Linked DNA regions of Homo sapiens: regions 1 and 2 are each linked to region 3. A link is a loop called in an ENCODE intact Hi-C map of the cell type or tissue named here. Cell type or tissue: OCI-LY7. All regions are shown on one strand. Links, peaks and the distances in the headings refer to the core of each region. The heading gives the core; the rest is flanking DNA. Region 1 overlaps LINC00278 (long intergenic non-protein coding RNA 278). Region 2 overlaps LINC00278 (long intergenic non-protein coding RNA 278). Region 3 holds the start of ZFY (zinc finger protein Y-linked).

Evidence for each region. Peaks named below come from ENCODE experiments on the same cell type or tissue, not always from the same donor. Only the 100,000 strongest peaks of a DNase experiment are listed, where the experiment ranks them.
Region 1: a loop joins it to region 3, with 4 times the contacts of the local background. A loop is called at or near these places in 1 of 110 quality-filtered maps.
Region 2: a loop joins it to region 3, with 3 times the contacts of the local background. A loop is called at or near these places in 1 of 110 quality-filtered maps.

The regions. Positions count from the first base shown.
Region 1 is chrY:3,035,966-3,046,255 of GRCh38, reverse strand. All of the region lies in intron 1 of LINC00278 (long intergenic non-protein coding RNA 278), which reads right to left. Among named protein-coding and RNA genes, the nearest start is that of LINC00278, 38 kb to the right of the region's middle. In OCI-LY7, for the core only: no CTCF peak of the experiment used is centred there; a DNase peak (open chromatin) is centred at 4,305; H3K27ac peaks cover 2,129 bases.
Region 2 is chrY:3,017,084-3,027,373 of GRCh38, reverse strand. The region is part of intron 1 of LINC00278 (long intergenic non-protein coding RNA 278); the gene reads right to left. Among named protein-coding and RNA genes, the nearest start is that of LINC00278, 19 kb to the right of the region's middle. In OCI-LY7, for the core only: no CTCF peak of the experiment used is centred there; no DNase peak of the experiment used is centred there; H3K27ac peaks cover 707 bases.
Region 3 is chrY:2,929,824-2,940,113 of GRCh38, reverse strand. ZFY (zinc finger protein Y-linked) reads right to left here and starts at 4,733. Exons shown (of 8, transcript NM_003411.4): 1 at 4,345-4,733. It also overlaps the pseudogene NAP1L1P2. In OCI-LY7, for the core only: no CTCF peak of the experiment used is centred there; DNase peaks (open chromatin) are centred at 4,123, 4,243, 4,633 and 5,013; H3K4me3 peaks cover 2,500 bases; H3K27ac peaks cover 2,500 bases.

The sequences.
Region 1 (10,290 bases), core at 2,770-5,269, 110 kb before region 3:
GAGCCACCAGGTAAATAAGTGCAGCTCATGCAGATGGGTTGGTTTCAGCAGAGTGGGTTGAAGGTACAACAGGAGAAGAAGTCCCCGTCAAACCTCCTCCCTGGGGATGGAAGGAGTGGAGGATGCTTGAGCCATGATGGGCCAGTCCCAGATGGACTGGGACCTGCCCTAGCCCCATCCAGGTGGGGTGAGAATGGGTTTGGCAAAACGAAGCCTCCTGAAAAATGTGTGAGCCACCCTGATAAGCCACCACCGGGAATGTGAGGCAGGGCTTGTCATCAGCAGATCTGCTTTGTCAAAAGAGGCTGCAGGGAATAGCACGGAGAGAGACCGATGTGTGGGCAGAAGGGAGACTGCTGTCTGAGCAGGGCAGGAAAAAGGGGGCCTGAGTGAGCACTGGCCCAGGACAGTCCTTCTTGACTCTGCCAGGAGCTTACTGCCCAGGAACTTGGCCATCATCTCAGCTACCACCATCACAAGAGGGACTGTGGTGAAAGTGCTCACTTTATAACAATTTCTGCCCATTTCTGTGACCTTAATGGTTTCCCAGCTACGTGGCATCAAGAAGACATGGAATGTGATGTCTTCTGCCCTACACATGGGTGTGTCAAATGAATGTTTGGGGCAGTCCAAGTGTTACTAGGCTGGACTCAAAACATCCTCAGGATAGAAGAAGCCACTCATAAAATAATGGGAACTGGTGCAGGAACTCTGTCATTTAGCACAATATTGAGTCACAAGAATTGTTTTCTTAACTCCTCAGATCAGGAGTGTGAGAAACAACTCCCGTCAAAATATCTGGGGGCCAGACCCATCATTAGTCCCATAAGAAAGCCCCAACCCCAACTCTGGCCAGCCCAAACAAAATGCCAAGGAACTTCTTCTTACAGTTCAGGGACATAAACGGAAGATATTTTTGAGAGACTATATTTGCCTCATTTTAACTAAAAGAAATTTGAGGACAAAGAGAGTAAGGGGCTTTCCCTGCAGTGCACAGCTTGTTCCTCACTGACTACAGGGTCTGACTCCTGATTCAGGCAGTTATGAGAAACTTCCCCTTCTCTTAAAAACAAATTATACACCAGAAGTAGTTTCGCACAAGTGGGCCAAACTGATTTCTGACAAAAGCAATTCAATGGAGAAAGGTACTGGAGCAAATGAGCATAGATATCACAAGTAAAAGGAAAAGAAAATCTCTACCTAAATATCACACCTCACATTAAAAAAATCTTAAATCATGGACTCAAATGTGGACTACAAAATCATAAAACCTGTAGAAAAAGAAGATAGAAGATATTCTTGCAAATTTACAGATATACAGGGATATTTTTATTTGAGACCAAAGCATGAGCCATAAAGGAAAAAAAAATCAATAAAGTGAAACATAGCAAAATCAAAAACTTTGTCTCTGCAAAAGACCTTATTAAGAAGATGAAGAGATAAGATACAGACTAGGAGTATAGCTTCGCAAGCCTAATATACAACTATTAACCAAAGTATATAAAGAACTGCCAAAACTCAACAGTTTTAAAACTAAATCCAATTCAAAAATTGGAAAAAGCCATTAAAAACATATTTAATCAAAGGCATATATAAATGGCAAAAAATGTGAAAAGATGTTACAAAAAAATGAAATAGAAAAAGCTAAAACAAAAAAACACAAAAAAAAGAAATGTAACAATATTCAGCCTCATTAACCAAGAAAGAAATGCAAATTACAGCCATAATAACATTATTACAACAATAACTAAAATAAAAAATAGTAACAAGACCAAATGTTGCTGACAATGCAGAGGAAATAAGTATTAATCATTGCCAGGGGGAATGAATAATGGTAGAGCCACACTAAAGTATAATATACTTTGGCAATTTCTTGTCAAACTAAGCATATAACTACCATACTACCCAGCAGTCATATGTATTTTGGTGCATTTATGCCATAGAAATGAGAACATATTTTAACACAAAAAATATTTGTTCAAGAATGCTCACAGCACCTTTATTAATAATAGCAGAACAATTTAAACAACCTAAATATCTATCAAAGTGAGTAGCTAAACAACAGGTACATGTAAACAATGGAATACTAATTAGCAATAAAAAGGAGCAAGTTAGTAAATCACACAACATGAATGAATCTTCAGGGAATTATACTAAGTGAATAAAGTCAATTATATGCATACTATGTAGATTCCCATCATACAAAATTCTAAAAATGAAATAACTATAAAAATGATGAACTAGATAGTGGCTACTAGGAGTTAGGAAGTTGCAATTGGAATGACAGTGGATGTAACCTTAAAAAGGCAACATAAAGGATATCTGTGGTGATAGAACTGGTTCATACTTTGTATCAATGTCTGTATGCTGGTTTTGACATGATACTGTACTTCTGCAAGAAGTTACCATTGAAGAAAACTGGATAAAGTGTAGATTGTCTCTCTGTATCACTTCTTATATCAGCATGTAAACACATAGCCATCTCAAATTCAAAGGTCTGACAACCAAAAAAAGTACACAAGAACAAAAAAAAGCACTTCTAATTATTTTTAATTGTGGCAAAATATGCATAACAAAATATACAACTTCCATTTTTTTTTCTAGAGACAGGGTCTTCATTCTGTTCCTCAGGCTGGAGTGCAGTGGTTCAGTCATCACTGACTGCAACCTCAAAGTCCTGGACACAAATGATCCTCCCACCTCAGCCTGTCAAGTAGCAAGGAACACAGCTATGCATCATCACATCCAACTAATTTTTTTTTTGAGACAGGATCTCACTATGTGGTCTAGGCTAATTTTGAAATGTTACAATTCATTGGCATTAAATATATTAACAGTGTAATGTAACCAACTATTTTTAAAAGTTTCACATACCAAACTAAAGCTTTTTATGCATTAAGAAATAATTCCTCCATCCTTACTCTCAAACCATGGTAATCTCTACTCCACTTTCTGTCTCTATAAATTTTACTTCCCAGTATGTGAGATCAAGCAGAGAATATTGCCATAAGCACACAAATTCCAGTTCTTCTTGCTCTCATGGGCCCACCGTTCTGGCAAAAATTTCTGGATCCTCAAGTACCTGGATGGCCATTACCACCCGCACTGAGTCTCTTAACTGTGAGCACTGAAATGTATGCAGTGCCAAAAAAGTCAAGTGCATTCTTGTCGTAGCCCATGTGCACTGGGCAAAGTCCATCCTGAGTGTGAGTGCTGACCGAGATTCAGTTCCTTCAGAGAACATACTTTGTGCCCTTTGCAAACGTTCCTCTAATCTTTACATCACCACTAGGAAGACTGCAGAATCAGCCTTCTGCAAAACTAAAAATTGTACATACTCAAGTCCCTGATATAAAATGCTATAGTATTCCCATGTAACCTATGCACTTTACATGCATATTTAAATCATCTCTAGACTATGTACAATATCTAATACAGTATAAATATGATATCATAATTGTTATACTGTATTGGTTTTAAAATTTGTATTATTTTCTATAGTTGTGAGAGTTTTTAAATATATTCAATCCACAGCTAGTCGAATCAGATGCAGAACCTGAGACTAAAGAAGACCAACTATACATACAAATACAAATCTAACGCTCCCCAGACTAATTTACATACAGCTAGGATGGAAAAGCAGCAGGTTAGGATGCTTTATTTACATGCACACATCCTAAATTAATACAAAAATGTGAACAACTCTGTGGTACCACCTCAGGATTTTATCTGATTACTACTGGTAAATACTATGATATGGGTCTACCATTCCTTTCCTCCCTGCCAAAAACTCCAAATTTTAAAACAATATAAATAGTTGTATACAATTCAGTCAATGACGATAATGACAAATTTACAGCTCCAATGCAGGCAAAAACAACATAATCAGAATAATGAGAGAATTCTAAAACATATTCCAGAATGATGGAAGGGGTAGGAGACAGTTTTGTTTGAAGGGATGGACACTTTAAACATACTGAAGAGCAGTTGCTGAGAGTCAACAGACCACTGTGTGCTCAGTATGAACACCAAATAAGGCAAATTTGAATGGATAGTGGAACCAACCAAAACTAAAAGGATAAGTGAAACTTAACTTGCAGGTGCAGCCAGCCCAACAACAACAACAACAACAAAAACAAGAAATCTAACTCTAATCTAGCTTATAGTCCATGGTTAGAAATGCCACTGAACAGAAGAAAGGTAACAGAGATGTCAGCCATATGACTGCTGATGGGCCAATTCTTTGAGTCTCTGAAATCTCAGCATCAAGACCAACCTCGAAATAGCAATGACACCTGTGATTTCAAGACTATAATGTTCCAGTTCATTTGCTTTGGATAATACTTACAGGTATTTTAGAAATTCTGTATTATTAACGTTGATTGGAGATGATGCAACATTGCCTTACAACAGAATTTCATAGCAATAGTTACTTTAAAAATCACCCTTATAGGCCAGGAGCAGTGGCTCACACCTGTCATCACAGCACTTTAAGTGACCAAGATGGGAGGATCGCTTGAGGTCAGGAGTTCAAGACTAGCCTGGCCAACATGGTGAAACCTTGTCTCTTCTAAAAATACAAAAATTAGCTGGGCATGGTGGCACCACCTGTAATCCCAGTTATTCAGGAAGCTAGGGCAGAAGAATCACTTGAACCCAGGAGGCAGAAGTTGTAATGAGCCCATATCGTCCCCTGCACTCCAGCCTGGGTGATGGAGTAACACTCCACCTCAAAAAAAAAAAAATCACTCCAATAGTATCCACTTATTCTTGAATAGAAATAGTGTGCTACAATTTTCATTTTCTCTAGCATCTTCTTCTTCTTGTTTCTGAGTTTTCACTTTGGTTCTATCTTTCATTTAGTATTAGACCATATTTTAATTTTTACTTCCAAAAACCACCCATCATGAGGAGAAAAAAAAAGGTGATTAGAATGTTTTTTCCAAAACCAAATAATTAATAGAATAACCATATGTAAAATTTGAAGAAAGAGGAAAGAAACACGAAACACAGCTTGGCAGTCAAAGACAGGTTTTCTTTTCTTTCTTTTTTTTTTTTTTTTGTTAATAACATATTATTTATTTACCAAGAAGAGAGCAGTCTCATTAATGTTATCAAGGAACTATATCCTTCAGCACTTTTGCTTATCGCCTCTTGCCTGCAAGATGGCTGCCCCTCCAGGTATCAAGACTACATTCAAATTTAGAAAACAAATAACTGGTGTGTGTGTGAGTGTGTGCTTTCTTCGCATAAGACTTTGTCTTTTTATCCAGTTAGCTTCTCAGAATCCCCACTAGCCAGAACTGTGTCACATAGTCATTCCAGTTGTCAGGGAGGCTCAGAAAGCAGGTATCAAACTCTCTGGCCACTATTCTATAGTGAAAGCTAGCATGGAATAAGAGATTTGGATCACATGACAGCTGCAGAGGTGTGCTGCGAAGATCTCCCTTTAAGAGAGAAATTCACTGTTGAGCTGCAAGGAGTATAGTTGGCCGACAGCCTCTAGCTGCAGCATCTTCTAGATATGCCATATTTTTGATCTGAGGCCCATCTCTTCCTGGGTAGCCCCCAGGCCAATATCGTACAAGCTGGGAGTGCTCGGGTGTGGCCCTGTCTGCCCAGCATGAGACTCCTCTAATGAGTAGTCTTTGTTCCAGAGCTCCTTGTTGCATTGGCAGAGACTTATGCAGATCCACAGCATGGTCTGAAGCTCCTGTTGCCCAGTTCTGCTTCTCTTTCTTTCCTTTCACAAGTGTCTAATCTGCATGGAGGTGTGAAGAATTTTGTTGCCCAGTCCTGTTTCCTCTACCTTCTTCTGTCACAGCCATTAGCCCCCAATAAATTTCTTGTACTCCTAATTCCATCACAGTATCTGCTTCCTAGAGGGGCTGAACTAACAGCAACGGGCAACATCAACATGTTAGTTACCTGTAACACAGAAATCAAACAATAGCTGTGCTAAGAGAATATAAGATCAGAAGATCAGGTGCAGGCCTTCTGGTCCTATATTGTCTCAGCACAAGTATTGTCTGATTACAAGCTCATGTTTGTAATCCCAGCACAAACTGGGATTTAGGAGGCAGAGGTGGGAGGATCACTTGAAGCCAGGAGTGTGAGACCATCCTGGGCAAAATAATGAGATTCTATCTCTGCAAAAAATTGCTAAAAAAGAAAAATTAGCCAGTCATGGTGGTGCCCCATGACTGTAGTCCCAGCTACTTGGGAGGCTGAGGCAGGAGGGTCACTTTAGCCCAGGAGGTTAAGGCTGCAGTGAATTGTGATCGTGCACTGCACTCCAGCCTGGGCAACAGAGCAAGACCCAAAGACAGGTTTTCTTTAGTTAAAACCTGAGAGGTGCCCCTGGCCAATTTCAATCAGCAGCCCTTTCTGTTACACACTAAGGGTATATATTGGTTTTAGGGTGGGGGAGCTTAGAAGCTTGGAATGTTTATGTGTGTGGAGAAGTTTATGGTGGGGTTGGAATCTCTCTGGGAGGAGGGGAGGTTTTCTTGGGGCAGACATCTTACCAGCCCAGAGGGGTTTAACTCGAGGCTGGCATCTTCCTGGATGGAGGAGGCTTACGTAGGGGCTAACATGTCTCTGGATGGGGAGGAGTTTGGAATGTTTCTGGTTGGAGATGTTATTTGTGGTTTATGGTCATGTTGACCTTAGCTATAAGGCTGATGCCCTTTGGATTTAGATGGTTTTTTATTAAGATGAACTTTAGAATGAGAGGTTTGTCCATGATGGCAATGCTCCTGCTCTGTCACCATAAAAGTTAATATAAATTGCATAATAAATACGTATTTATTTATTTATTAAATAACATAATTTAGTGTAAAGCTGCCTTGTGATGAAGTAGGAATAAAAATGCTTCTTTTAAAAGAACTTTACCTTTAATTTTTGTGGGTGCATAGTAGATATATATATTTATGGAGTACATGAGACGGTTTGATGCAGGCATGCAAAGCATAATTATCAAATCAGGATAAATGGAGTATTCATTACTTAAAGCATTTATCCATTTGTTAAGAACAATTCAATTACACTCTTGGTTGTTGCAAAATGTATGATTAAATTATTTTTGACTATAGTCACCTTGTGTTAGCAAGCTCTAGGTCTTATTCATTCTTTCTAAATTTTTTAATCAATTAATCATCCACAACTCCCCACCACACAAGCTCTCTACTACCCCTCCCAGCCTCTGGTAACCATCATTTTACTCCCTCCATGAGTTGAATTGTTTTGATTGTTAGCTCCCACAAATGAATAAGAACATATAAATTTTGCCTTTCTGTGCCTGGCTTATTTCACTTAACAGAATGATCTCCAGTTCCATTGACTTTAGTGCAAATGACTGGATCTCATTCTCTTTAATAGCTGAATAATATTCCACTGTGTATATGTACCAGCTTTTCTTTATTCATTCATTTGCTGATGAACTCTTAGGTTGCTTCCAAATCTTGGCCATTGTAATAGTGCTGTGAAAAACATACGGATGCAGGGATGCAGATACTCTTCAATATACTGATTTCCATTCTTTGGGTATATACCCAGCAGTAGGATTGCTGTAGTATATGGTGCTCTATTTTTAGGTTTCTGAGAAACCTCCAAAGTGTTCTCCATAGTGGATGCACTAACTTACATTCCCACCAACAGTGTACAAGGATTCTCTTTTCTACACATCCTTGCCAGTGTTTGTTATTGCCTGTCTTTTGGATATATTTTAACCAGGGCGAGATGATATCTTACTGTAGTTTTGATTTGTATTTCTCTGGTGATCAATCATGTTGAGCACCTTTTCATATGCCTGTTGCTTGCCATTTTTTTCACTTTTATTTTAGCTTTATGGGTCCAAGTATAGGTTTGTTAAATAGGTAAATTGGGTGTTTCAGTGTTTTGGTGTACAGATTTTTTCATCATTTAGGTAATCAGTGTAGGAACCAATAGACAGTTTTTTACCGTCACTCTCCTCTCACCCTGCATTCTGAAGTAGGCCCCAGTGTCTGTGTATCTTATGCTGTCCTGGAGATTTCAATATATAACCAAGAGTGAGAACCATTTTGTACCCAAAGCTAGCAGAAATGTGACTTTGGAGGTGCTGAAGTTAAAAAAAACGGGTGCTAGAAACTAATACTAGACAGTTGGGGTGGGTCACACCTATAATCCCAGCACTTTCAGAGTCTGAGGCAGATGGATCACTTGAAGTCAGGAGTTCAAAAACCAGCCTGGCCAACATGTAAAACACCATATCTACTAAAAATACAAAAAAAATTAGCCACGCATGGGGGCAGACATCCATAATCTGAGCTACTCAGGAGGCTGAAGGAAAAAGAATCACCTGAACCTGGGAGGTGGATGTTTCAATGAGCTGAGATTGTGCCACTGCACTCCAGCCTGGGTGACAGAGCAAGACTCCATCTCAAAAAAAAAAAAAAAGAAAAGAAAAAGAAATATTAAAACTGATAAACTTTATTCATTTATTACCTATTTCCCTGCAAGTTGTACAAAGACTCATATTTTTATATTTTCAAACATGCTGTCAGTCCTATAGACCAGCTGGTCCTCATTTAGCAGCACATCTTGGGCAAGTTTTGTAAACTCTTTGACTTTCAGTTTATTCATATAAAAATTGAGTGCATTAAGGGGTTGTGTTAAGGATTAAACAAAGTAAGCTGTACTCTACACATCTGTCTTCATCCACTTAATACTGTCATAAAAGAATACTCTAGACTGGGTAGTTTGTTAAGAAAATAGGTGTGGGGGTTTTTTGGCTCATGGTTCCGCAGGCTGTTCATGAAGGCTTGCTCTGGTATCTCAGCTTCAGAAGAGGGCTTTGTGCAGCATTATGAGATTGTAGAGGTCAAACAGGGAGTGTAAAGAGGCAAATCCCAAGGAGTGTTTCAGCTTAACAAATCTGTTTCTACAAAAAACTAATCTTGTGAAACAAGGGTAAGAACTTACAACTGCAAGAACAGGACCAAACCATTCATAAGGGATCTATTGTCATGACCCAAACCTTTCCCATTATGTCCCACCTCCAACACTGGGGTTCAAATTTCCAAGAGTTTTGGTGGGAAGAACTGACCATATTCAAACCATATTTAAACCAGCTAAATATGATTTTTATTATTGGCATGCATAACACAAACTTTGCCTGATGGCTACTGGTCAAGAGGAGAGAGAGAAGAAAACCCAATGCGGGGGGCCAGTCAGGTAATGTGCAAGTGTGTAATATGACCTGCTTGCTTAATTTAGGAGTGTAAGTCTAATCTTATGTGTAATGCATGAACAGGAAATAAGAAACTACATTCAGACTTGCTTACAGATGCATAAAGTATAGTAGGACAGTTAAGGAACTGGTAAAAAAATGTTTGTAGATTGTTATGGAGACTGTGAAGTTAGGGATAGGAATGGCAGACTTTTATCTTTTTATTTTTGACCCATGTGAATATGTTAATTTTTCAACAATGTAAGTAAAAAGATTAGCCATAGGAAAACAGGATGTTACTATAGATACGAACTTAAGAACCTTTTCCTCCTCATCTCCTTCTGCTACATCCCCTTTCTTTTACTTTACTGGTCTTACTTTATGTAGGTTTGATAAGTTTGTTTTTGACTAACAGTAGTTTGACATATTGATACATATGGAGTCTCAAGGGCATTCCTTTTGATAATGGTGATGAGACAACTAAGTACAGTGGGACAATCTTGTTAATATGTGTATATACTCAGTTGTGTGACTGCAATTACCATGTGGAAATTATAACAAATAGCTATTTTATTGCATACTGCTTGGGAAACACATATCCATGTGCTTTTTGAAAATTATCTTTTGCCTTTTCTTCTCTGAGTCTCCTTTTATTTATTTTTGGGGAAGTGTCAATAACTTTAAGACAGATTGGTAGGCTTATTAGCTGGCTTGAATAAAGTTTTGAGGGTTTGGAATGGGGGATTTGGGGCTTCTTGGCCATGATCCAGCAACAAGATACCATCTTTGACACAGAGACCAAATTTCTAGCACCTTGACCTTGGACTTCCACCCTCTAAAACTGTGAACAATCAATTTTTGTTTATAGATTACCCATTCTGTGGTATTTTGTTGAAGCAGCATAAAGGGACTAAAACAAGGTTAATCCAAGATTGATGTTTTATTAATTTCACCATTAAAAGCCAAGTCACCAGAAACCAAATCATCCCCTCCCTATATAACAAACTTCCAAAATGTTATAATGTATATGTCATGTTGACAAAAATAGAAAGAATAATCTAGGATACCTTCTTGTAATT
Region 2 (10,290 bases), core at 3,688-6,187, 86 kb before region 3:
AGCAATCCCATTACTGTGTATGCACCCAAATGATTATAAATCATGCTACTATAAAGACACATGTACACGTATGTTTATTGTGGCACTATTCACAATAGCAAAGATTTGGAACCAACACAAATGTCCATCAATGATAGACTGAATTAAGAAAACATGGCACACACACTCTGAAATACTATGCAGTCATTAAAAAGGATGAGTTCATGTCCTTTGCAGGGACATGGATGAAGCTGGAAACCATCATTCTCAGCAAACTATCACAAGGACAGAAAGCCAAACACCGCATGTTCTCACTCAAAGGTGGGAATTGAACAATGAGAACACTTGGACACAGGGCAGAGAACATCACACACTGGGGCCTGTCAAGGGTCGGAGGCTGGGGAAGGTACAGCATTAGGAGAAATACCTAACATAAATGATGAGTTCATGGGTACAACAAACCAACATGGCACACGTATACCTATGTATCAAACCTGCATGTTGTGCACATGTACCCTATAATAATAAATAAACAAATAAAAGATTTTAAAACTCCATATGATTCTACACAAGTAGTTACCATGTGACAATAAGCAGCAGAGTAGACCTCTAATGTCTGTAATTTTGGGGGTTAATTTCCTTTGTCACTTCTTAGTTTGTAAAACAAATGAGACATTAAGTATACACCATGCTTCATGTCATATTTTCCTATCATAAATACAGGAAAAATGGTATGAATTGTGATACAATATAATGAAATTATTTGTTTCATAGTTCTCAGAACATAGCCACATAAATAAATGCTGCCTTTCAAAGCAATCAAAAAAAGGAAAGAAAAATAATACAATTAAAATTCTTTATTAGAAAATATTATTTCAATACAAAATAAAATAGCAAAAATAGAAGAACAAAAGACATGAGAGAAGAGACACAATTTAAATTCAAAAACATATATACTTCAAGTAAAATAATGAAAAAAATATGTATCATGCAAATAGCAACCACAATAAAGATGAACTGGCTATAACTAATATAAGACAAAAAAAGGCATCTAAAACAAAAACATCATTATATATAACAGGGGAAATTGTTAAGAAATTAGAGAAGCCCAAAGAAAAATATAATAATTATAAACACGTATGCACTTAACACAGTACAAAAATAAATAAGGTAAAAATGCAAAATTTAAGACAGAACTATACAATTAAACAATAATAACGGGAGACTTCAAAACCACTCTTTCAATAACAGATAGGACCAACAAGAAAACAGAAGACTGGTACAACACTGTAAGTCAACTGTACTATATTGACACATATGCCATCCTAAAAAACAACTAAATATATATCCTTCGCATGTATACCTTAAGCATTCTCTGGTATAGATGACAGCTAGGCCACAAAGCAATCATAAGTAAGGTTAAATGGAAATAACATAACGTGAGTTCTCCAAACACAATGAAATGAAATCAGTAACGGGAAAAGTTGGGGGAAACTCACAAATATATAGAAATTTAAAACACAATCCAAAAGTTTGCAGGATTGACTTCCAAAAAGAAGTCAAAAGAGAAATCAGAAAGTACTTTGAAATAAATTAAAACAAACACAAAACATACCACAGATTCATGCAATGCAGCAAAAGTAATGATAAAAGATATAAATTTACACTTGTAACTGCCTTTTTAAGAAAGAAGAAAAAAATCAATTCAATTGAATTTACTACTATAAGATAGTGGGGGGAGAAGGAACAGAATAAACTAAAAGCATGCAGAAGAAAGGAAGTAATAAAAATTAGAGTGGAAATTGAGGAAATAGATAATGAAAAGCAATAAAGAAACCTAATGAAACCAAAAGCTGGTTCTTTCAAAAGAGGAACAAAATTGGTAAGCCATTAGCTAGTTTAACTAAAAAAAAGAGAACACTAAAATTACTAGAATCTGAAATAAAAGAAAAATAATTACTACTAACCTTACATAAGCGAATAATATGAACATTGTGGGTGTATCAAAAGTTTAGATTATTTAGATGAAGTGGATGAATTCTTAGAAACAAACTACTGAAACTAATTCAAGAATAAACAGGAATCTCACTAGACCTATAACAAGTGAGGACAGTGATTCAATGCCCACAAGAAAAATCCTAAGGTCAGAAAGTTTTATCCATGAATGTTACTGAATCTTCAATGAAGAACTAATATGAATTTGGCCAAGTGCAGCGGCTCACGCCTGTAATCCCAGACTTTGAGAGGCCTAGGCAGCAGATCACTTGAGGCCAGCAGTTTGAGACCAGCCTACCAACATGGTAAAACCCCATCTCTATTAAAAATACAAAAATTTGCCAGGCATGGTCATGAGCACCTTTAATCCCAGCTACTTAGGAGGCTGAGGCAGGAGAATTGCTTGAATCTAGGAGGTGAATATTGCCGGGAGCCGAGATCATGCCACTGCACTCCAGCATGGGCAACAGAGCAACACTCTGTAAATAATGATGATAATAATAACTTATTCATAAACTCTGCAAAAAGAAAAGAAACATTTTCCAATTCCTCTTATTTACCCTGATGTCAAAACCATACAAAAATATAAAAGGGGCTGGGCGCAGCGGCTCATGCCTGTAATCCCAGCACTTTGGGAGGCGAAGGTGGGCAGATCACGAGGTGAGGAGATCAAGACCATCCTGGCTAATACAGTGAAACCCCATCTCTACTAAAAAAAAAATACAACAAATTAGCCGGTCTTGGTGGCACATGCCTATAGTCCCAGTTATTTGGGAGGCTAAGGCAGGAAAATCGCTTGAACCCAGGAGGCAGAGAGGTTGCAGTGAGTCGAGATCGCGCCAGTGCACTCCAGCCTGGTGACAGAGGGAGACTCCATCTCAAAAAAAAAAAAAAAAAATGATAAGAAAACTACAGTACAGTGTGTTAACTATGGAATGAAAAACAAAAAAATTCAACAAAATATCAGCAAACTGAATGCAGCAACATACATATTAACCACCATGACAAACAGGGATTTATCTTGGGCAAGCAAGTTTGGCTAATCATTCAAAAAATATTAATGTTACACATCACATCAATAGAACAAAACACAAAAATCACATGATTATCTCAAGGATAGGAGAGAAAAAGATCTGATAAAGTCCAATAATATTTGTGATAAAAATATGAATGGAAGTAAACTTCTTCAAACTGATAAAAGACATCTGCAAAAACCCACAAGTAACATCACACTTAACAGTGAAAGCCTGCATACATTTCCAAAAGATAAAGAACAAGACAAGAATACTGCTTACACAGCTTCTATTTAACATTGTACTGTAAGTTTTAAAATGTATGAAAATTACCAAACATTATTAACAGACTCACAATTCTAGACTTCAAGAGTTACTTTCAATAAATTGGTAATCTGATTTTATAATTGATGTGAAATTACATGTAACACTACAGGAGGGGGAAGTAAGAAGACTCACAATTCTAGATTTCAAAAGTTACTGCAAGATTCAAGCAAGATGGACAAACAGAGGCAGTCAAGTGAAACAGCTGCCACTGAGGGACCAGGATTGTTGCAGAGTAGGTCACTAACAGCTGAACAGACAGGCCCCTGTAACAACTGTTTCAGCACTGAGTGGTTAAGCTAAATAATAAGAGCAAGTGCTCTTATCCAAAGCCTAGAATGTAACAAAAGCCCACTAAGAGTTTTGCCCAGGCTTTTCCTAGGCCTTGAAGCATGATAAGATAACAAAGGAATTCTTAATGGGACGAGTTTAGAATTAAACACGTTTTACTGTTGGTGTGAAGAAACTCCCTAGCCCTCCGTAAACAAGTTTTATTGGAGATCTGAAAGAACTCCCCAAGCCGCCATGATTTAGCGGGAGACAAGATAAGGGTAATCACCTCAGCACCCGGATCCATCTAGATTGAATAAATTTACTGAAGCTCCTGAGAAGGGTCTTCAAAGTTTGGACTTTAGTTACAGATTAGAAGAAATTAATCACTTATATCTTTAGATGAATGCACACTTACACAAACACATATACCTGAGAAGGTATATAAGCTCTGGAAAACTTAATTTTGAGTTGGTCTGGCAATATTTTCCAGGCCTCCTCTCTGTACCCAATTACAGAAATGAACTCCCTCCTTTCTCAGTTCATTTGTGTCTCTTTATTGGGCTGTGAGAATAAGCAGCCCAACACTTAGTTTGGTCTGGTACCAGGATGCCTGGCATACTCCTACCAGGTCTTCAGAGGGAGGCACTGAGAGTGCATGGAGGGAAAACACAGAAGCTGAGCTGAAGTGGGGAGGAAGCTGGGAACCAGCAAGGGATCTGAACCAGGCGGAGATAACTAAAATGACAGGAACAGAATTCCTAATAGAGACAGAGACCAAAATCATTGAGATGCAGGACTATGCATAACCCAATTAAAGGAAGCTAAGAACCACAAATAAATGATAACAGGAGCTGACAGACAAAATACTTAGCATAGAAAAAAACGTAACCAGCCTGATAGGGCTGAAAAACCTTTACAAGAATTTCATCATTCAACTGCACGTATTAACAGCAGAACTGGCCAAGATGAGAAAAGACTCTCAGTGCTTGAAGTGTATTTTTCTGAAATAAGACATTCAGAGAATAACAGAGAAAAAAAAGAAAGAAAGAAATTAATGAAACCTCTAAGAAATATGGGATTATGTAAAGAGACCAAATGTATGACACATTAGTGTCTCTGAAAGAGTCAAGCAGAGTGTAAGCAATTTGGAAAACCAAGCCAATGGAGAATCTAGAACAGGCAGGGACCAGTGCTCAACATTGGAGTCAAAGACATGCTGTCCCTCATTGGCTATGGGAAATGAGGCTACTAAGTCAACCTCCCTTGGCGTCAGTTTCATCATATGATACTGTACAGCTAATGCAGCCTTTGTAGGCTCTCAATGAAACATCTACATAAGTGCTTAGAGCACCTAGCATTTGAACACCTCAATCACAGAGTCAATGAACGCTAATAGGGAGAAACCCACAGGCAAAAACAGCATGGTAAGGCCTCATGGAGAGGAAACAAGCACAGGGTAAGACCCATGGCAGGGGCTGTCTAACACTGGAGTCCCAAACTCTGGAAGACCACCTTAGACTGAGAAGCTATGCAACAAACTAAGAAAATAAACTTTTATCTAAGGAATGCAAGCCTCCCATAGGTAGCACCCACATCCCACTTCCCACCTTAAGATAAGTAGTCATCTCTTGAAGCTGCTTGCTGTATAGATGCTACAAGTATTATGGCCACACGTTAGCTAAAAAACCATCAACCAATGCCACATATTGGACACTACAACCAACGAACTACAGCTTAACAATATGTAGCCAATTGCTAATCAATGCTATTTCTGTAATCCAATGACAATTCATAACAAACAACTTTGTTATAGGCCACTTGCTGTCCACTTTTTGCCTTTACGAATTTGTTTATCACATACCCATGTTAACAAAACTTTGGTGCTCCTATCTAAGTTTACTAGGTTCTGTGTTTTCCAGCAACTTTTCCACATCTTGTATCAAATAGACATTTTCAAAGTATGTTTCATCCCTCAGCTTTTTCCTTTAGTTTGATATTTAGAGTACAGTAAGCAGGGTTCAGAGTCCACTCCTCTGACCATCCAACACTCATCCAGGAGTCAGCACTGTGGACCCAACATCTAGGCAGGCAGAAGACCTTACATTCTTCTGCTAATGTAAGGGGTTAGTCCTCCACAATTCAAATCTCTGTACCCCTTGGTTGAGATCAAACTGTTTGAGCTGTTCTTTCCAACTCTCCCTTTGCAGAATTCATCTAGCCTATCTCTGGCCATGGGTAGGAGTTTCAAGTTTCAGGAGAAAAAAACAAAAACAGAAATCAAAACAGCCTTCTCTGCCTCAAGAACAGAAGCGCAGGTCACAGCAGGAAAACAACTCTACAGAGAACTGCCTTCTCTGCCATTGTCTTCAGGAAGAAATCTGTGTCAGGCTATTGGCAGTGTACCACCAATGGTTTCACTTCTTTTGGCCCAGAATTACATTGTGTGTATTTAAAATTGCAGCTGCGACCTACTGTTTGTAATGTGGACTTGCATTTTCATCTGTAACCAATTACTGATAGTTTCAAATCAAAAGGTACATGAAGATGAGTTCTCTCACTCCAGAGTTAAGAGACACTTGCTCCCTCCAAATCCAACTGGGTGCTCTAAGTGACTAGACGTATTACAGAGGTGTTTGGACAGCTGTCCATGATATGTAGCAGTCTCAGAGACCTTGCAAAAAAAGGACTTTCAGAGAGTTTCAGCATAGCCAGAAGGTGTATATTAGGATTGGTCACCTGGCAACTTAGCAACTCAGCCACTGCAAGGGGATGAGAAATTCCAAGATGTATAAGACAAATTAATGACTCTTGGGTAACACCTTGGCTGAGTGACTTGCATAAGCAGCACAGTTCAACCCCAAACACATTTCTGCCCTAGGTCACTTTCAAAAGGTTCCTAAATTATGGGAAATCAAGCTCTGTGCATTCTTTTTTTTTTTTTTTTTTTTTTTTTTTTTTTTGAGACGGAGTCTCGCTCTGTCACCCAGGCTGGAGTGCAGTGGCGCGATCTCCAATTACTGCAAGCTCCGCCTCCTGGGTTCACGCCATTCTCGTGCCTCAGCCTCCCCAGTAGCTGGGACTACAGGCGCCCGCCACCACACCCGGCTAATTTTTTTTTTTTTTTTGTATCTTTAGTTGAGATGGGGTTTCACTGTGTTAGCCAGGATGGTCTCAATCTCCTCACCTTGTGATCCGCCCTCCTTGGCCTCCCAAAGTGCTGGGATACAGGCATGAGCCACTGCACTCGGCCAGATCTGTGTATTCTTTTGATGGGCAATCTTCTTTTATAAAAGCAGCTGGTTTTATGTACAACAAAAACGGGGTGTCATCAATAATATCTGGAAAAATAAGCCCACGTAACCTGGGATGGTCATAAGCAGCTACAGCCTAAATGAAGGTCTTTTGAAATGCTCAAAGTAATTTATTTGCATGCGTGATTGGAAAAAGTTTGTTTTAAAACCAGAAAAAAAAATAAATGAGAGAGTTGGCCTTGATTTTTTGCAATGGGAAAGGACTGAACCTAACACCTGGAACCAGTGCTCCTTATAGTTAGGAGCAACATTTTCTACAAAATGATGGCCTGTGGTAAAAAAAAAAAATCTGCCTTCCAACAAACCAAATTAATGAGAAAATCTGTATATCTATACCAAGCCTAAGTGAAAAAATTAATGACAACAACTGAGCAGGGCTGAGTTCAAATTTACATTACCCTTAATTTAGGAAGATGCCTGTGAAGAAAACAAAAATGTTCCGTCTAAAATTGTGGTAAGAGTTATTAAGAAATTATTTTAGGCAGAGAGGAAAAAACGGGGTCCTTGGAAGATTTTTCGCAGCTCTTGTCTAGCATGAAAACCCTGGGTCTTAGACCTAGGCTGTCAACCTTTAATATGCAAATGCCAGCGTTAGAAACTGGGTTCACTCAACATGGCGATTCCCACCTTTGTCCTCTTGCTCTTTCCCCAACACGTGCCTGGCAGCATAGCCACCCCCACATATCTCCAGGTGTTTGGAACACGAGGGCACTCTGCATTTGCATATTTAAAAGGCTAGGGTGGCCAGTTTTCTCTCGGGCTACGTGAAAGACATGCCTGGTCAAACCAATACCCTGAGCCTTGTGCGAATCAGACACCGCCTCCTCCAGCCATCTAATTTAGCTGGCTAACATTACCTGAAAGCGGGGTTTCCTCTCTCAGCTTTGGATCCTCCTACCTCTCTCTCTCTACAAGGGAGCTGCTTCTTTTTTTCTTCCCCCTTCTTTCTTCCCTGTTAAACTCCCTACTCCTTAAAATCTGTCCACATGTGTCCGTGTTGTCTTACCTAATTCTAAGCAAGGCAAGAACCCTGGTGTTCCTCCACTCATCGGAGCTTTATCAAAATCCTAAAGAGTGCAGAGCTGGAGGAGGTTAAAAAGTAGGAAGATCTCCTAAAAACACAAAAAATGGCTAATTTTTTAGGGCGTGGTTGGGGGCACCTGTGATCCCAGCTACTCGGGAGGCTGAGGCAGGAGAATGGCGTGAACCCGGGAGGCGAAGCTTGCAGTGAGCCGAGATGGCGCCACTGCACTCCAGCCTGGGAGACAGACACAGCGAGACTCCGTCTCAAAAAATATGTAGGAGGATATTCTTCCACTCACTCTGCCTACCTGATAGTAGGACAGCAATTTACAAAGACAAGGTCTTACTGTCCTCTTGGCTGCCTTTCCCATCTAAAGATAGGCCTCTTAATGTTCCTTGTCAGCTCAGAGACAAAAGCATCGAGGATAGAGGGACAGATTTACTCTTCCCATAAACTTATCTTTCCACATTTTCAGGCCTTTTGGAGCCTAAAGGTGGTCTTTTCTTTGTCTTGTCACTATATAGGCTATAAGTTTTATTTTGTTTTTAGAAACTTCCCATTTAAGTCCTCCAGAACATTTTTATGTTCAAACTGCATGCTTAACTTCCCTACAGGATTTATAAAAGGCACTCCACCCTTTCCCCTGACCTTTTGCAGTTCCTTGGAGATGTAAATCTTATGTCTGGGAGATGTTATATCCAGAGATATATCCAAATGTTATATCCAAGCAGCCAAGCAACATTTCAGCTAAGATCCGGTTTGAGGCAGAGTTAAAGTTCTTTAGATCAACCACAAAATTCCTTTCCCCAGTGCATACTGCTAGCTTAGGAGCAAAACATTTCTGTTAGAACTACTTATTCTGATTTGAACTATTTATTTTGGATTATTTATGTAACTCTTGATTTTGAGGGGGTATCGTGTGTTATGCTTGCCATCTACATGAACACCTTTTCTTTTCATTTTACCTACTGTCTCTTTTAACCTTCCATCTGTATGGCACCAGAAATGCTGGGCATTTGTATGTACATGATCAGCTTAGAAGCTGAAACCCTGCAAGAAAATTGCCAGATAGTTGTGGGTTTCAACTATTGGCAGCTAGTGAAAGTTTCCTTTAAGTAGTCTGTGGTAGGGGTATAGATCTTGGAAAGGCTGCAAAATTTTTGCTTCCTCTTTGATGCTATAAAGGGCTTTTGGGTTTTGGCCTCATGTATGTTTATTCGTGTTGCTTTTGAGTCATTTTTTTCATTAATATCTTTGATTTAAAATTCTCCTTTATATTTAGAATGTAATAGGAAACTTTTATTGTTATTTGTTTACACCGTTTCTTGTAAGTTATTTGGAAACATATACCCAGAAAGAAGAAAATATTTCATTAAAACATTTCAACTACCAGCACCTTTTAAAAGTAATCATCCTAGACCTGTAACAAACAAATTTGGCTCCATCTCCAAAATCTTTCTTGCTGTAAACTTGAGAAACAAAAAGCCAACAAATAGGAATGTTTGGTACTTGCTCAACGAAAATCTGATAAAAAGACTTTTCATGAAGTCTATTTAAAAAGAAAAAAAAATGCTGGGCGCAGTGGCTCACGCCTGTAATCCCAGCACTTGGAAAGTTCCAGGAGGATTACCTGAGGTCAGGAGTTTTAGACCAGCCTGGCCAACATGGTGAAAAACCGTCTCTACTAAAACTATGAAAATTAGCCAGGTTTGCTGGTGGGCACCTGTAATCCTAGCTACTCGGGAGGCTGAGGCAGGAGAATGGGTTGAACCTGGGACACAGAGATTGCAGTGAGCCGAGATTGCACCGTTGCCCTCCAGCCTGGGTGACAAGAGTAAGACTTCATCTCAAAACAGACAAAAAAAGAGCTCTATAGTCAAAAGTCAACTTAAAAATTGATAGTTAGGCCCAGTTTGGTGGCTCATGTCTATAACCCAGCACTTTGGGAGGCCAAGGCAGGTAGATCCCTTGAGATTAAAAGTTGAAGATCAGCCTGACAAAAATGGCAAAACCCCACCTCTAGTAAAAAATACAAAAATTAGTTGAGCATGATGGCTCATCCCTGTACTCATCCCAGCTACTCAGGAGGCTGAGGCAGGATAATCGCTTGAGCCCAAGAGGCAAGGCTACAGTGAGACAAGATCACACCACTGCGCTCCAGCCTGGGCGATGGAGTAAAACTCCACCTCAAAAACAAATGAACAAAAAGTTAATATTTAGGCTATATATGTTTATTTGTGTGAGGCCTCTATTCTCTCAATAATAGCTACTCCATCTACTGAATTTCTCTGTTCTTAAAATCCCTGCCAACTATATGTGTTCCCTCTGTTTCTCCTCTTATTGACAAAATTTTTGCCAAGGATAATATAAC
Region 3 (10,290 bases), core at 2,893-5,392:
ACAATTCAAGAACACTATTTGGCTCCTTAATTTCAATTGGAGGGCTATTCAACTCCATATAAATCTCTGCATTAAATTATTCAAATAATTTTTTTTGGAATAATGTTTACCTGCCAAATCATTCTGTTAGGGGAGCAAATCAAGATAAAAAACTATCTACTATAATTAAGGGCTTCGAAAGTTACGGATGAAAACAAAAAGTATAAACCTACATTTAGAATACAACAGATTAAATGTTAATTAAAGATATCTACACTGCTCTAAGTGACCGGGATGAAAGAAAGCCTGGTAAAACAGTAGTGTTTGGAAAAGAAAGAAAGCAAAATCAGGAATTATTTTAGGGACTGTAGAGTAAAAGAGGTTCACTGCACATTACTGGGTACCTACTATGTGCCAGATAAATTTGGTTTCAGCAATATTAAATATGGACTGTTAATAAGAGATCAGGATGGAGATGTTCAGTAGATAACTGTAAATGCTAGATGACAAATTTGATGAGTGAAAATAAGAGACAGTGATGCAGGGAAGAAGTTTGGAGAAAACAAGTAATTAATCTCAAGTTAAATTCCACATTTAGGTTAGGAAAACGACCAGAGCAGACAAAGAAAGCACAGAGAGTTTCTGAAATGCAGTACACTTTCATGTGACACACCAATTACCTGCTGTGGAACCGTTTCACACGTTGAGTAATACCAGATTTAGAAGCGGGAAGAATAGAAATAGAAGGACTAGTGAAACTAAAGAGAAAACAGATAAGGTTTTTGTAAAACGAGCATACCTATGAATATTTATAGGAAGGGGCAGGCAGAGAGCAGGGAAAAGGGTAAGCAGAGAAAATGGACGTTGAAAGCAGCACTTCTTCCATCGGCAAAAGAAAGTGTAGGAAGAAATAAAGAAAAAGCATGAAATGAATGAGATCAAACATATGTATCATATAGTCATCTATCTTTCTCAATTAAGTAATGAAGTAATATGCAGGGGTTGAAGAATTTAAGAATCTAAAAAGGTTTGCAATTGCCAGAATGCATAAATGCAACAATTCAAAGGATATCAATTAGTGACAATACAAATGTAAACAGAGTTATTTATTTATATATATATATATATATATATATATATATATATATATAAGCACTGTATGCTTTTTGAAAGAAAGTTAAGGGGCATCTATTTGAATATAAATACACATAAATTAAAAACTAACAACTCATTCATCCAAGATAATTGGCTACCAGAGGTCGGGCACCGTGGTTCACGCCTGTAATCCCAGCACTTTAGGAGGCCAAGGTGGATGGATCATCTGAGGTCAGGAGGTCGAGACCAGCCTGACCAACATGGCGAAACCCCATTTCTACGAAAACTAGAAAAATTACCTGGGTATGGTGGCACACACCTGTAGTCCCAGCTACTTGGAAGGCTGAGGCAGGAGAATCGCTTGAACCCAGGAGGCGGAGGTGGCAGTGAGCTGACAGCAACAATGCACACCAGTCAGGTGACAGAACAAGACTCCGTCTCAAAAAAAAGAAATTGGCTAGCAGATCATCAAGGTCTATCCTATCAGGCAAAAAAATATTTTATACTTAACAATTTCCTTATAAATCCTTTAAAACTATACACTTGCCTATGTTCTTTTTGCACATCCACTGCTGATGTACTGGAACATCTACAGCTGCTGTACTGTACAAGATACAGTTCTATCTTCTTTACAGCTCTTCAGCTGTCAAGATATAAGGCAACTACCTCTACAGTTTATGCTGACCCCTTAGCAAGTCGACAACTAGATTGCATTAAAAATTTGTTTTGACGGCCGGGCGCGGTGGCTCACGCCTGTAATCCCAGCACTTTGGTAGGCCGAGGCGGGTACATCACGAGGTTAGGAGATGGAGACCATCCTGGCTAACACCGTGAAATCCCGTTTCTACTAAAAAAAAAAAAAAAAAAAAAAAAAAAAAAAAAAAATTAGCCCGGCGTGGTGGCGGGCGCCTGTAGTCCCAGCTACTTGGAAGGCTGAGGCAGGAGAAAGGCGTGAACCCGGGAGGCGGAGCTTGCAGTGAGCCGAGATCGCGCCACTGCACTCCAGCCTGGGCGACAGAGCGAGACTCTGCCTCAAAAAAAAAAAAAAAATGTTGCTTTGACTACCTCCTGCAATATACTGCCAGACACTTTTGTAAAACAGCAATCTCTAGTTCCCTTCAGACTTCTTTGAATCATCAGCGTTGTGATCTGCTGCAGTCTGGGAAGACTCAAAACCTGCGTTTTATTTAGTAAAAGTCTAGGAAGCAAGTGCTGCTATACATGTTCTCTGAAACTACTGCATCTAGGACCCTCACATATAAAGTGAACAGCGAATTTTAAAGCTTGCTTACCTTCACCAAGAAGAAGGGCAAAGTTTCATAAAGCCACCTGAAGGCTACTGCATTTCTGAAAACTGCTTTTCTAAACATACCTCTCAAACTGATTTCCTGTACTTTTGTAATTTTCAACCACAGTAAATACAATTTTGCTTACAATTTTAAATAGGAGCAAAAGATTATTTGGTAAACTTTCGATGCAAAAACGAAGCAGCAGTCTAGTAGAGACTAATTCAAAAAATAGCCACATTCTTTTTTTTTTTTTTTTTTTTTTGAGACAGACTCTCACTCTTGTTCCCCAGGCTGGAGTGCAGTGGTACGATATCGACTCACTGCAACCTCCGCCTTCAAAGTACCTGGGATTACAGGCGCGCGCCGTCATGCCTTGCTAGTTTTTTTGTATTTTTAGTAGAGACGGGGTTTCGCTATGTCGGTCTCCAGCTGGTCTCGAGCTGGATTCGAACTCCTGACCTCGGGTGATCCGCGCACTTCGGCCTCCCAAAGTGGTGGGATTACAGGCGTGAGTCACCGCACCTGGCCAAAAAACAGCTACCTTCTTGATCATCCATCCAGTAACGAAAACACTTATCAATTTATACTAGCTCTCAATCCTTCTCAACCTTTAAACTTTTGTAACAGCTGCAGCCAGAGCTCAGCATAAACTGAGGTGTGCCACCAATGTATTTCAAAATCTACTTTTTACAGCCTAAATTTGAATCCCTTTCCTATCTATATTATCCACTCCAGCAAAACCGTAAATATTTGCATCTTCTACAGACATTTCATTCTTGTAATGACCTCTCCTACTCCCATTCCTCACCCTAGCTAAACCCCATCTACTTCAGGATTCCCAATTTTGCAAACTGAAACCTCGCCTTCCTGTGAAATGCCCGCAGCAAACTTTTTGCAGTCACGTTCTGCATTAAGAGCCTTTTAAATCTTTCTTAGCACCTAGCACTGTCCAACGCTCACATTACTGTGCTCCAATTTTCCAGCAAAGTTGTACAAAATGCTAACAAAAGTATTTTGAAGATGAAACTGTATAAGAAATTTCAAATAAAATCTCAATGTCATCATGGGTATATGAACCTACAAGTAATGCATGAATTGTCTTTCAAAAAGAAAAATACCTCTTCTGCCTATTTTCCATCTCTTACTCAAAAAAAGTACACGGACTAAAAAAAAGCTCGCTCGTTTAAATACAGCTCATCAAAAAAGTGTTTCCACATAAATGGGAAAAGTCGCCTTGGGGAAATTTTATTCCTCTGCCCTCGTGCTGTATAATTTGTACTGTACTGTCTATTGGACGAGTGCCTAATAACTTTTTCATAATAAATTCCAGTTCTATTTTGCAGATCCTCGAAGAGGCAATGATGGTTGAAAAATAAGCGCATCGAAGGTCCCCGAACAGCCACATAATGACTTTAATTAGGGGAAAATAAAATTTTCTGGAATTTATGTGCTCTCGTGAGCCTAGATGCCCGAATTGCCACCTGCTGAAACGGGTGGCTGTAGACTCTCGGAAGGGCACAGAGCCGGGAGCGCTGAGGGGCGAAATGACCCCGGCGCCCGAACGGACGCCTGCGGCATGTCACCTAAAGCGTAGCCGACACTGCACCCAGCCAAGGATGGGCTGTGAGGGGAAGGCCGAAAGGTGGCGCTGCCGCAGGCGTCTGGAACGTACGCGCGCATATGGCGACAAAGGCAAGGGCCGCCAAGGGAACGAGCACGCCCTGTTGCGCAGACACGCCGTCGCGCCGGAGGCTGCGCTGCCGCCGCCGCCGCCGTCCTTTTCCCCATCCCCGCCTCAAGGATCATAACCGAATTTTTTTTCCAGATACCGCCTTCAAGATGGCGGCTCCGCCTCCCGACAACACTCTCAATACTCCCCAGCAGCAGGCGCCTAGCAGCCGCCATCTTGCCCCCCCGTCCCTCCTCCCCTTCGCGGACATTTACATAGCGAAAATAGGCCCAGCAGGCCTCCGGCCTTCACCTCACGCCTGCAGCCTTCGCCTTCTCGCCCCCGTGCCGTGCCCTGCGTCCGCAGTGGTGTCGACCCCAGGTCCATCAACTGCCTTCCGGACAAACGGGCGAACTTTTCCCACCCTGCCCGCTTATGGAGCGCACCTCCGCAGCCGCTCAGGGCAACTGGATAATCACTAGGCCTAACTGCGGCCTCCTCGGGGCCTGTTCGGCGCCGAGCGCCACGCCGGCCGGCCTAGCGCGGGAGGGCGCCCTACGGGACGCCGACCAGGCCACAAACAGGTTACTGCGCGCGCACTAGGCCCCGCGGCCGCGGGGGCACGCGGGACTCACCCGACGGATGTGCGGGCGGTCGGCGACAGCGGCGGGTGCTGCAGGACGGCCTTTCTCTGGAGCACTGGGCCGGGCTCCGGCTGGTAGGGCGGGCGGAGGGAGGGAGGAGGGGCCGAGTTCGGAGCTGACAAAAAGCGGCCCAGCTCCCCGGCACGGGCCCGCCGTCAGCACGTCACGTCACCGCCCGGGAGAGAGACCCAGGAAAATGCGGGATGGTAGTTGGGCCCCCTCCGCCCGGTGGGCCTCTCGGCGCCCCGGGTCGGCGCCGGTCACGCCCCGAGTCCGGGGAGTCCAGTGACCTCACTGCGGTGGGGTCTCCGGCAGCTGGAGTTTCCGTCACAACGTTCCTTTTCTCCGCGCGCCCGCCGTCACCACTACTTGCGCACCACCGCCTTAGTTGGTTGCGTGCAGGCAAGCGGCCCCGCACCGGGCCAGGCCACCCCCTGCCATCTCCGGTGGACCTGGGATTCCTAATCTCCCACACCCTGCGCCAGGCTCTCCCGAGACCTATCGCCTCTCGGCGCCAGTCCTAGCCAAGGCGACAGATCTCATTGTTGCAGGCCCTTAGACCCCCGCCCTCAGTAAACGTGTTTACTTTATTCCTAGGGTTGAGGAGGAAAGCAGATACAGACATATAGCATTCCCCACTGTCTCCTTTGTTGGCTTTAAAAAAAAAAAAAAAGAAAGTAAATGGACTTGCCACAGTGTACAGGCAAGAGGAGGGGAGGATTATCCTAATCAATTACTGAGCCAATTGATTTTTTTTTTTGCGTTAACGTAGGTATTTTGACCAAGATTTGTAATGTCTAGTGTGTGTTCTTTATGGCAGTGTTTCATCTTTTGGCATCCTTGAAATGTCAGTTTTGTGTAATTGTCTCATGAACAATGAATTATGCACACCCTTTAATAAATGTAAACTAACAATTGGTTTTGGGATTGTCTTCTTACAAAATTATTTATCCTCTTAAAGTTTAAAAAGGCTTTAGAGACTGAGAGGAAAATGCATTTGATTAAACAGATAGTACTGATGAACTCCAAAAACGTGTATTGTGCGTTTTCATTACTTTACGTTTTAATGCACTCTAATTTCCCATTAAACTAGGTACCCAAACTGTGTTTAAAAGTTGCTACTAAAAAGTTAAACATGCCTATCGCGGTCGCTCACCTCTGAGCGCTTTGGGAGGACAAGGCTGGAGTATCGCTTGAGGCCAGCAGATACAGGCGGACAGCTGTGATCAAGCCACTGCACTGCAGCCTGTGGGCCAGAGCCGGTAATCTCTAAATGTAGAGGCCAGGTATTTCAGTTTTCTAGCATACCTATTTTTAAAACTCAGAAATCATCTTGTCCTTAACTGAGAAACCTAAAAATCATAAAATGCTTTACGAAAGGAAAACCAGTGGTACATAGTTGATATAATGAGTTAAGTGCTGGATAGCAATTCTCTTTTCAAACCATTGGTTTGACCTTGTTTTCTCAAGTCGTTACCTTTTGTTTCAAAAATGATAAATGAGAGGCGGCTCACCCCTGTAATTCCAAAACACTTTGGAAGGCTGAGATAAAATCAGCTTGTGCTCAACTGATAGTTGGAGACAAGCCTGGAAAATAGGGCGATCCATCTGTACAAAAAAATTGAAAAGTGCTGGGTGTGGTGGAACACGCCTGTAGTCCCAGCTATGGGAGGCTTAAGCCCATTTGTTTGGGCTATGATTGTGATACCACACTCCAGCCTTTATGACAGAGCAAGATCTTGTATTTAAATAAATAAAATCTTGTTTGAGAAATTTTCATCAAGTTAAGACAATGTATTTTGAGGAAAGAAAAGTATTTTTACATTATGTTTTTCAGTAAAAAAAACTAGCCTAATTTCATATGTAATTAACATAATTTCAAAATACTGATAACGTTCAAGTTTTTAGAGATGGTACCTGGCTCTGCCACGCAGGCTGGAGTGCAGTGGCACCTTCGTAGCTCACTCAGCCTTGAACTCTCTAGTTCAGTGTAACAGCCATGGCCTCCCAAAGCACTGGGATTACAGCTGTAAATCAAATATTTTCCAAAGGCCTTCATTTAATGTCCTTATGGTATGTCAAGAATGGGGTCTCATGTCAACTGTAAGCAACATGGTCAGAACACAAAAAACAAAGTAAACATTATTGTTAATACTTACATGCTTATCAAAAATCCTAGTATTATTATAAAAAATTACCAATATATAAAGCACTTCAGAAAGAACAGCTAAGGAATATAAAGGAAAAAAGATGTTTCCTAATCTGAAAGATCAGAGGTAGTTCAGATAAACTAAACAGCTTTTGACATTACTTTTCATTCATAATGTTAACTTTTGGTGAGAGACAAGGAAAGGATGGTCTAATTTTAGTTGTCATATAAGAAAAGTCTTTATTACAGTCCAAGAAAGATTATAAATGACTACAGATGAAGTCAACTATATTTACATCTTTTTACCTTCTCAAAGAAACACAACAGAGGGAAAATTTATATAGGGACAATGATGAGATAATATTTCAAAAGTATATTGTGAATACAAAATAACTGGCTGCAAAGCAAATAAACTTTTATTACTGATAAAATGTACCTGTTGTTCACAGTTGCTAATGTGTCTCAGCTTTGAAAGTAACTAACCAGCTCACAAAGATCGAGGTTTTAATAAAGTAGCTACAATTGCGTAAAGTAGCTACAATTGCATAAGCAAGACACAGTACAAGGTCTTTATATCTTTTTCCAAAAGAAGATGAAGCAGAAAAATAAAAAAAAGAATTTTACTTCCCATCACTAAGAAGGAATTTACAAAAAAAGATTATACTAGTTTTTGAGAAAACAGAGACACTTCAATAGTATAGAATTAATTCATACACCAAAATGTAAAAGCATGTTATCTAAAATGTCTCAAAAAGCTTTATGGAACCAAAATTTAAAGACATCGTATCTAAAACTTCTCAAAAAGTTTTATAGAACTAAGTGTATTAGGCTGCTATGGAGGCCATAAGAAAATACCACACTGAGTGGTTTAACCAAAAGAAAATTCATTTTCTCACAATTTCAGAGCCCCAAGTCCAAGATCAAAGTATTGACAAGTTTGATTTATTCCAAGGCCTTTCTACTTGGCTTTTAGTGATGGCAGCCTTATCACTATCTTCACCTGATCTTCGCTCTGTGTCTATGTCTGACTCTCTTGTAAGGACACTAGTCATATTGGATTAGAGTTCACCCATATGACCTCATTTTACCTTAATTACCTCTCTGCAAATGCAGGCACAGTTGGAGGTACTTGGAGTTATAATCTGGGGAAGGACACATTTCAGCCCAAAATACTCTACCCTCTGGTCGCTCAAAATGCATCTTATTTCTCACATGCAAAATACATCATTACTAGGGTGTGTCAAAAAACGTTGTGATCCAGTTTGAAGAGGCTTGTACTGGCTAATGATGAGTATCAAAATACCATTTTATTGCAATGCACTTAAACCCATTGGATATATCCAAAATCATGAATCCACAATAACATATTTCAAAAAATTATCACCTTTGAGGAATGGTAGAGAACCAACACTTGTGAGAAGAATGTCTGATTATGAAAAGAATAACATGTTTATCTCATACAAATGTTTTTCCCAACCAAAAACAGTGATAGCAATTTTCTCTTTATAGATGTATTCCCTTTTTCAGTCTGTTTTCTTATCACATGTCATGTAGCCTCCAGAAAACTCCACTGTACACCTGTGGAAAAATAAGAATGCAAGAGGCAGTATTTATGGTTATATGGAAATAGTTTTTTGTTGTTGTTGTTTTTGCTTTTTTTTTGCTTTTGTTTTTAGACAGGGTCTCACTCTGTCACCCAGGCTGGAGTGCCGTGGCGCGATGTTGGCTCACTGCAAGCTCCATCTCCCGGGTTCATGCCATTCTCCTGCCTCAGCCTCCCGAGTAGCTGGAACTACAGGTGCCTGCCACCACGCCCTGCTAATTTTTTGTGTGTGTATTTTTAGTAGAGATGGGGTTTCACCGTGTTAGCCAGGATAGTCTTGATTTCCTGAGCTCGTGATCCACCCGCCTCAGCCTCCCAAAGTGCGGGGATTACAGGCATGAGCCACTGCGGCCGGCCTGGAAATAGTTTCGAAATTCCCCTGTAAGGGTCTGAGGACCCTCAGACCACACTTTGAGAAAGAATTTTTGAGTTAATATGTAACAATAGTTACAAGGAGTGTCCTTGTTATAGCATGTCCAGAGAATGCACAAATATGCCATTTTCATCCACCGAAAGAACTGTAACAGAAATGAGGGATTGCATTTCAGATATTCGGAGTTCTTACATGGCAGACATTGACAACAAAGAAGAGTCTGATCTTGGACAAGATTTGGGGCTGGGTGTGTTTGCTCACACCTGTAATCCCAGCACTTTGAGAAGCCGAGACGGTGGATCACCTAAGGTCTAGAGTTTGAGATCAGCCTGGCCAACATGGCTAAACTACATCTCTACTAAAAATACTAAAATTAGTTGCGCATGGTGGCTTATGCCTATAATCCCAGCACTTTCGGAGGCCAAGGTGGGTGGAGCACCTGAGCTCAGAAGTTCAAGACCAGCCTGGCCAACATGGTGAAACCCCAACTTCTACTAAAAATACAAAAATTAGCTGGGTGCAATGATGTGTGCCTGTAATCCCAGCCTCTTGGGAGGCTGAGGCAGAATTGCCAAGATGATGCCACTGCATTGCAGCTTGGGCAGCAGAATGAGACCTGGCCCAAAAAAAAAAAAAAAAAAAATTGACTGGCATTGAAGAAGTAGAAAAAGAGCAGGCATGGTGGCTCACGCCTGTAATCCCAAGTCTTTGGGAGGCCAAGGCAGGTGGATCATGAGTTCAAGACCAGCCTGGCCAACATGGTGAAACCCTGTCTCTACTAAAAATATAAAAATGAGGTGTGGTGGTGCATGCCTGTAGTCCCAGCTAGTTGGGGGGCTGAGGCAGAGAACTGCTTGAACCTGGGAGGCGGAGGTTGCAGTGAGCTGAGATTGCGCCACTGCATTCCAGCCTGGGCAACAGAGTGAGATTCCGTTTCAAAAAAAGAAAGAAAAGAAAAGAAACTGGTGAAGAGAAAAAAATCAAAGCAGATTTGTTCAGATGATGGAAAATCCTCAGATTCTTACAGGCTTTAGAGAAAGACTTGATGGTTTGGTAGAAAGATCAACAAGATATATTGAATGATTGCCTAAGGTAGTTAAAGATGAGTCAATGCTCTCAAAAACCTGCAACTTAAATGTGCACAGACAGAGGCCAAATTCCATGAGGAAGTTTATGATCCTGAAAGGAAGTATGCTACTCCCTCTCAGCCTCTATTTGATACGTGATTTGATGTTATTAATGCAATTTATGAACTATGGAAGAAAAATGTGAATTGAAAGGAGATAAAGAAGACAAAATTTCAGCTGAAATTCAAAGCTGAAAGAAAGGCCAAGGTTGATCATGAAAAAATGGATGAAGAAAACAAAGACCCCAAAGGAATTCCTAAATTTTGGACTTGCTCAATGATATAGTTCAGGAACATGATGAACCTATTCTGAAGCACTTCAAAGATGTTAAGGTGAAGTTCTCAGATGCTGGCCAACCTATG